Linked DNA regions of Homo sapiens: all the other regions are linked to region 1. A link is a loop called in an ENCODE intact Hi-C map of the cell type or tissue named here. Cell type or tissue: HCT116. All regions are shown on one strand. Region 1 overlaps LOC124902934 (a long non-coding RNA gene). Region 2 has its middle 6.7 kb from the start of ANKRD33. Region 3 overlaps SMIM41 (small integral membrane protein 41).

The links. Peaks named below come from ENCODE experiments on the same cell type or tissue, not always from the same donor. Only the 100,000 strongest peaks of a DNase experiment are listed, where the experiment ranks them.
Region 2: it touches region 1 in a loop (5-fold over the local background); 11 of 110 quality-filtered maps call a loop at or near these places.
Region 3: a loop joins it to region 1, with 16 times the contacts of the local background. A loop is called at or near these places in 107 of 110 quality-filtered maps.

Annotation. Positions count from the first base shown.
Region 1 is chr12:52,024,366-52,026,865 of GRCh38, forward strand. The region is part of intron 1 of LOC124902934 (a long non-coding RNA gene); the gene reads left to right. It also overlaps a transcript of NR4A1 not described here. Among named protein-coding and RNA genes, the nearest start is that of TAMALIN-AS1, 18 kb to the left of the region's middle. RefSeq lists enhancers at 322-1,259, 420-714, 1,260-2,197. In HCT116, a CTCF peak has its summit at 1,429 (motif pointing right); DNase peaks (open chromatin) are centred at 626, 1,196 and 1,386; H3K4me3 peaks cover 1,944 bases; H3K27ac peaks cover 1,561 bases.
Region 2 is chr12:51,893,602-51,896,101 of GRCh38, forward strand. It overlaps the pseudogene LOC102724178. Among named protein-coding and RNA genes, the nearest start is that of ANKRD33, 6.7 kb to the left of the region's middle. In HCT116, a CTCF peak has its summit at 1,536 (motif pointing right); a DNase peak (open chromatin) is centred at 1,560.
Region 3 is chr12:52,082,365-52,084,864 of GRCh38, forward strand. SMIM41 (small integral membrane protein 41) reads left to right here. Exons shown (of 3, transcript NM_001369216.1): 2 at 1,530-1,604. It also overlaps the pseudogene OR7E47P. Among named protein-coding and RNA genes, the nearest start is that of SMIM41, 3.9 kb to the left of the region's middle. In HCT116, a CTCF peak has its summit at 1,238 (motif pointing left); no DNase peak of the experiment used is centred here.

The sequences.
Region 1 (2,500 bases):
TCTGTGCTGCCTTTTTTTCTCTCTCTCCAAGTGCTTAACTTATGTTTTAAAGCCCAGATTCGGCCAGAGGGGTGGCTCACCAACACTTTGGGAGGCCAAGGCCGGAGGATCTCTTGAGCAGAAGTTCAAGACCAACCTGAGCAACATAGCAAGACCTCGTCTCTACAAAAAATTTTTAAAAATGATCTGAGTGTCTGTAGTCCCAGCTACTGGAGAGGCTGAGATGGGAGGCTCGCTTGAATCCTGGAGTTCCAGGCTGCAGTGAGCCGTGATTGTGCCACTGGCCACTGCACTCCAGCCTGGGTGACAGAGTGAGATCCTGTCACAAGAAAGAAAGAAGAAGAAGAAAAGAAAGAAAGAAAAAGAAAACAAAAAACCAAAAAGAAAAGAAACAACCAAAAAACTAGAGTCAGACAAACCTGGATTTAGGTTCTTGCTCTGTGACTTTATATTTCCACCCTTGAGCAAACCACACAACCTCTACCTTCCTCAGCCTCAGTTTCCTCCTTTGCAAAATGGTGGTAATGCCAGGAATACCCACTTCACAGGCAGCGGTGAGGCCCCGCACACAGCCCAGTGCATGCTGGTTAGGGCTCTCCTTTTGCTTCCTGAGACTGCACGAGCTCTGCCTTCTTCATGCACCACGTGGTAAGGAAGGAGCTGGAGGCCTCCGCCTCTCGGACCTTGCTCACTGCTGCTTTTTTTTTTTTTTTTTTGACAGAGTCTCTCTGTCGCCCAGGCTGGAGTGCAATGGCACAACCCCGGCTCACTGCACCCTCCGTCCCCCGGGTTCAAGTGATTCTCCTGCCTCAGTCTCCCGAGTAGCTGGGATTCCAGGCGGCCGCCACCACGCCCGGCTAATTTGTCATATTTTTAGTAGAGATGGGGTTTCGCCATGTTGGCCAGGCTGGTCTCGAACTCCTGACCTCAGGTGATCCACCTGCCTCGGCCTCCCAAACTGCTGGGATTACAGGGGTGAGCCACCGCCCCAGGCCTCTTTCGGCACTGCCCTCAACCACATGGGCCTCACTGTTCTTCCGGCGTACCCAGACTTTCCCCATCTCAGCGCCTTCCCACCGGTCCTGTGTTTCCATGGCCTTTCCCCGGGTAGGGGCCTTTCTTTTCCTAGCTTCGCTCAGTTCCCTGCTACATTGTCGCCTCCTCGCAGAAGCCGTCTCTGGCCGTTCCGTATCGCTAGCGCCCTCTATCATTCGCTAGCAGCTCACCCGGCTCTGTTTTTCTTCATTGCACTTCTCGTTATGTGCCGTTCTCTTATAAATGTTTTTGTCTTTATCCCTCCCATAGAAGACACCTCCATGAAAGGCCAGGGCTTTCCGAGGTTCTTTTCCTCTGTGGTTCCTAGAAGAGGGCCTGGCACATAGCCGGCCTTGGCTAGCTTTTTGCGTAAATGTGAAGGGATCCACCTTCCTCCCTTATAAGAGGTAGCAGTACCTCCTGTTACCAGCAGAGGGCACCACCGTACAGCACTTGGGGGCCGCAGGGGATCCTGCTGGGATGGGAGGTATTTAAAAAGCCCACAGGCCTCTCCTCCCATAATGTGGGCGCTCCCACAGCTGGGACCGGAAGCAGGAGGGCCCCCTGCGCTAATCTGCCCTGGCAGCAGCGAGCTGGCACGCCCTGGGTGCATCATCCGGTGTGCTCTGGTGCCCAAGGTCGGAATACCCTCACTGGTGGCTTGGACACACCCCTGAGCAGCTGATGCTTCTGGACAGATCACACCCTGTCCCGGGCTCTCAAAATGAGGGCAATGACATGAGCTGCACTGCTCGCTCACGCGTTTGCTGTGAGGTTGGGACAGGAGTGCATGGGAAATGTTTTATGAATGTAAACATGGGACAAATATAATTTATGCACGCCTTTATTGGTAGTGCAGCAGATTGACAACAAACGAGGGGAGAAGATAAGGTATTTAAAGGAAATTGCAAGGCTAAATGAAGGTGGGAATTAAGACAGTGAAGGAGAACGAAGAAGTTAAAAATAACAACTACCTTTCACCAAGAGCTTATTAGGAGCCAAGGCAGAGGAAAGTGATCTCCAAACATTGTCTAATTATAGCCAACACTTACATGGTGCTGACCTCATGCCAGGAACTCTTTAAGTGCTTTATGCATAAAAACTCACTGGATCCTCACAACAACTCAGGGAGGTAGGTCATATCGCTGTCCCGTTCTACACAAGGAAACTGAGGCCCGGACAGCTTAAGTGACTGGCCCAAGGCCACATAGATAGACAGGGCTGGGCAATCTGCCTCCTGGAATGTGCTCTTAAAGCCCCACAGTCACAGCCACACCAAAAGGGAGATATTGTTATTATCATTCCATTTCCCAAACAAGCAACTGAGGCTTAGCAGATGTACAAAGCCCGCCTAAAGCCACACTGGGAATATGTGTATTTGAGCCCAGCTTAACCACCCACCAAACTAGGCCTGCAGGAGCTAGGAGGGGCTTCAGGAATGTGCACAGGTTCTCTCGGAGGGCAG
Region 2 (2,500 bases), 130 kb before region 1:
GATTTCTCCCAGAAGAGCTCTGAAGGCCACTATGGTGGACTGGAAGGGACTCAAGGGTAACTTGATCCTGAATAAGGCACTTAAATTTCTCTTGCCTCGGCTTTCACATCTGTTAAATGGAGAAAATGGGGGCTATTGGAAGGATCCACTAGCTAGTATGGGTGAAAGAGTTCCATAAACTGTAAAGTACTATCAAGAGGTGACGTATTAAGGAAGAGCCCCGGGGAAGTGAGTTGGATTAAACAGCTTCAGGGCCTCCAGGATGGAGCTAGATTTCTTTCCTCCCCACCCACTGCTGAAATCATGGCATAGGAAGCCAGCCTTGGCATTGGACATCATAGACAGAGAAAGAAGCTACATCGATAGTCGTGGATCAGCATCGTGGCAAAATGCCTCCCTGGGAGTTGGCCTGTGACCTTGGACAAGTTACTTACACTTTCTGAGCCTCACAGGTGTCACTTGCAGAATAGAGGTAAGAGTAACATGTTCACCATAGGGCTGTTATAAGAATTGAATGAGATGACGCAGCACTTGGCATCATACCTGGCTCTATCTATCTGTATCTATATCTATATATTTTGAGATATGGTCTTGTTCTGCTGCTCATGCTGGAGTGCAAGGTTGTGATCATAGCTCACTGCAGGCTTGAACTCCTGAACTCAAAGGATCCTCCCGCCTCAGCCTCCCAAGTAGCTGGGACTATAAGTGTGTGCCACCACACCTGGAAAACTTTTTAATTTTTTTGTGGAGATAAAGTCTCACTATGTTGCCAAGGCTGGTCTCAAACTCCTGGGCTCAAGCGATCCTCCTACCTCAGCCTCCCAAAGTGCTGGGATTATAGTTGTGAGCCACCACGCCTGGCCCATTTTCTTTTCTTTCTTTCTTTCTTTTCTTTTTTTTTTTGAGATGGAGTCTCATCTCTGTCACCCAGGCTAGAGTGCAGTGGCTTGATCTCAGCTCACTGCAACCTCCGCCTCCCAGGTAGCTGGGATTACAGGCATGCGCCATCACACCTGGCTAATTTTTGTATTTGTAGTAGAGATGGGGTTTCACCATGTTGGCCAGGCTGGTCTTGAACTCCTGACCTTAGGTGATCCACCCGCCTCAGCCTCCCAAAGTGCTGGGATTACAGGCATGAGCCACCGTGCCCGGCCTCTGTTTTCTTATTTAATCTGCACAGCCTTCCTATTTTGCAGTTGAGGAAATTGAGGCTATAAAGTTTAGGCAACTTGCCCAATGTCACCAATTGGTAAGTGGCAAAGCAGTGCTTGGAGCTCAAGTCTGTGAGATTCCAAAGCCTGCGCTCATTCCACTGTAGCACATGGCATCTGCTTGCAGCCAGGGAGGATTAAACTTTGAGCCTCTGATTCTTTGAGCCTCTCCCTCCACCTCCAACCTGCTCAGGGACGACTACTGTACCTTCAAGGCCAGGGAACTAGCCCTCTGTGGTTCCCTAGGCCCCTCTGTCCTGGCCGTGGTGGATCTGGTGGAACCCACATTAATGCCTGGGTTCCAGGTTGGAGCATGTTTTCCAGCAGAGGGAGCCTCTCTGCCTTGGAGAAGACCCACCCTTCCAATCCCTGGCCATCTCCAGGACAGCTAGAGTCCCCGGACTTCACTCTAGCAACTCCCCCTCCCATGCCAAGCCATTTCTCTCTAATCCTCTAATAGGTCCTGACAATAGCCTTCCCTCCCCCTCCCAGAACCCTTTCAGGCTGATCAGAGAGAGAGAAGCCTTGAGGCCTGGAGTTGCTGTGGCCTGTGCCTCCCAAAGTCAACCTCTCCTCTAATATCCCTGCCTCCCCCTCCCTCATCACAGCTCCTGAGGCTTCCGAACTCAGTCCCTGTCAGCAGAGGCCAAGAAATCCATAGTGAGGCCCCTGGCTGTGCAGAATGCAGGCACGGCAAAGCCTTTGGAGTCAGACAGACCTGGGTTTCAGTCCTGGCTCTGCCTCTCCCAACCTGAGTCACCTCATGTGTAACATCAAATGATGAGACCACAATTGCTGCCACCCAGGGCTGTCTGTAGCCCAAGCAGTGAGGGGTCTGAGAGGCATTGGGCACCGCCTGGCACATGGTCAGGGCATGGTGGGTCAACAGCAGCCTGGGATTGTACCTGAGCAGCAGTGAGTAAGGGAACAGCCCAGGGTGCAGCTACATGGAGGAGGCTGGCGGATGTGCCCTTGAGGCCCCATGGCCTCCCCTGTGATTCTAGGAAACTATTCTGGTGGCCCAGGAAATGAAAACACACATCTCTGCATCCCCCACCCTAGGCCCACTCCCAGCCCACCTCATCACCACAGTGCTGGCGGCTGGAGGAGCTGCTCCCGGAGTGTACACATGTACACCCTCCACCTGGAAGGCAGAGGGCTCCTATACCTGGGACTGCAGAGTTGGCTGTCCCGACACACACTGGGATGTCAGCCAGGCTTGTGTGGACTCCTGGGGAAGCCTACTCACTCCCGTGTGGGCAGGGACCATGTCTGTGTCCCTAGCCTCT
Region 3 (2,500 bases), 58 kb after region 1:
GGGCAAAGGCTTTCTTCATCCAACTTCCTCCCGTTGCTGTTCCTGAGTCCAGTGCTTGGAGGGCAGGGCGTGGGGTGTGCCAGGGACCTCAGTGTTCCTGTGGGAAGGGACTGAGATGTTTGCTGTGGAATTCTGACCCTGGTCAAGGCTGTCAGGCTGAGTGGGCAGGAAAGAATGTGGAAAATTGGGAAGTGGGTGCTGCTGTTACCCCATCAGGCTCCAGCTGGGAGTGAGATGTGGGGGATGGGTGCAGGTCTGAGTGCCAGGGAGAGAAGCCAGGCACCCGAACTCCTAGCCAGCTCACTTAGCCTGCACCGTCCATAGGGGAAGGGCTGGGGCGGCTGATGGGTTCAGATCTTGCCCTAACCTTCCTCCAGCCCCTGAGATTTTCCCTAAGCTGGGAAAGCCTGTGAGAGGTTTATGGAGTCCATTCCTCAGTCTCCACATAGTGCAGCTCCCTCTGCAGCAAAGACGGGGGTGGCTCTCTCTACAGATTCCTGAGCCCCACATCGTCTGCCAGCAAGAGAGCCTGCTCTCCTGCTGCCACTCTGGGGATCCCCTGCCACCTTCAGCCCATTCTTGCTGCAGATGACAGACTGGGAGATACCTGGCTTGTGGTGAGACCTCAACCTGGGATCCTTGCACCCAGCTGCTGCCTCTGAACTGCTCCACTGGACCTCTGGAAGTGCTCGGTGTGGGCCTGGACCTGGGAGACCTGCACTCCCAGCCCGCTTGAGGCCTGCTGCATGTCCTGGGCACTGAAGTGGCCACACATCCTGGATGCCTGGTGCAGCAGGTGCTGGCTGTGCCCCCTGCCTTCTGGCCTCTGAGGACATGAGTGCAGCGCCTGTACTGTCTGGTGTGAGGCAGCAACGGTCTGACAGTGACCGGCCCCTGCTGCAAGTCAGTGCCTCTCATTTGCAGGCCTGCAGCACCCCCTCAATCCAGGAATGCTGCATCGCTTTCTGTGGCCTGTTATTAAATATGCTGGTGATGCAAGCTTCAGGTCTATGATCTGTCTCCAGCCTTTGACTCTAGGAATTAGTGGTTTGTTCCCCGACTCCCCTCCAGTTTTACCTATTTCTAGCAGATATAGCAACCCCAGCCCCTGTCCCCTGGCCTCTCCTCAGTGGTGGCTTTTCCCCTTGCACCTTCAGATCCACATCTTCCGAGGGTGGGTGTGAAGTGGGGGCAGAAAGCCACCCTCACGCCAGCACTCGGCTGCCCCCCTGTGGCCAGTGTGGGCAAGAGCACCGCTTCATTCAACCAGTCACTGTTGGGGTCTGTCTCATCAGAGTCCAGCCTGAGCCTCGGCTTTGAGATGGGAGTGGGTATCGTGAGCATGTGCATGGAATTCTAGATTGCAAAACTTTCCTAAACCTCAGTCTCTTAGTTTATAAAATGTAGGTGACAATATCATAGGTTTGTCATTGATCAAATAGGTAACATGCTTATTTATTGAAAAAAGTCTTTCTGCATAGTAATCATCCTGTGGCATCATTATTTTCCCTGAACCTGACCATTCCTAGAGAGGAGAAGAAGAGAAGAGGAGAGGAGAGAAGAGAAGAAGAGAGGAGAGAAGAGAAGAGGAGAGGAGAGAAGAGGTATAGAACCAGCCCTCTATTCCTGGGAACACTCATTTTATTCTCTTTTCCATGAGTATTTACTGAGTGACCGCTCTGTGCCAGGCATACTCTGGGACGTGGGGATGAGGAGATAAACAAGACAGGGCTGGGTGCAGTGGCTCATGCCTGTAATGCCAGCACTTTGGGAGGCCGAGGCAGGTGGATCACGAGGTCAGGAGTTTGAGACCAGCCTGGCCAACATGGTGAAACCCCGTCTCTACTAAAAATACAAAAATTAGCTGGATGTGGCGGTGCATGCCTATAATGGGGAGAATTGCTTGAATCCAGGAGGCAGAGGTTGCAGTGAGCCGCGATCGTGCCACTACACTCCAGCCTGGGTGACAAAGCAAGACTCCATCTCAAAACAACAACAACATCAACCACAAAAAAAAAAACAAACAAAAAAAAACAAACAAAAACCACAAAAAAACAAGACAGAACCCCTGCCCCTGAAGAGCTCACATTCTAGTAAACAGTGGTGCTCACAAAACTGAAGTTAAAGTAGACAATGAAAAGAGCCCAGAGTGAAAGAGCCGAGAGCAGAGAATGAGAGCTCTGCTGGGATTAGCAAAGCACAACTCACAGAGGAAGTGGCATCACCACTGGGCATTTACCTGGCAAGAAGAGGGCAAGAGCATTTCAGGCAGAGATTTGGAGGTGTGAAGCAGCGAGCTTCGGAAGCAGGGGGGCTGGGGCAGGGCGGATGAGGGAGGTGTGACCAGGGTGGTGGGTAGGGCCAGACTGGGCAGGAGTTGGAGCTTACCCCAGGAGCAGTGAGGTGTCTGGAAGGTTTCATACGGGAAGTGACATGTTAAGATCTGGATCTTAAAGAACTTGGGGGTAAGTCTGTGGTGGGGATAGCAGGCTGGAAGTAG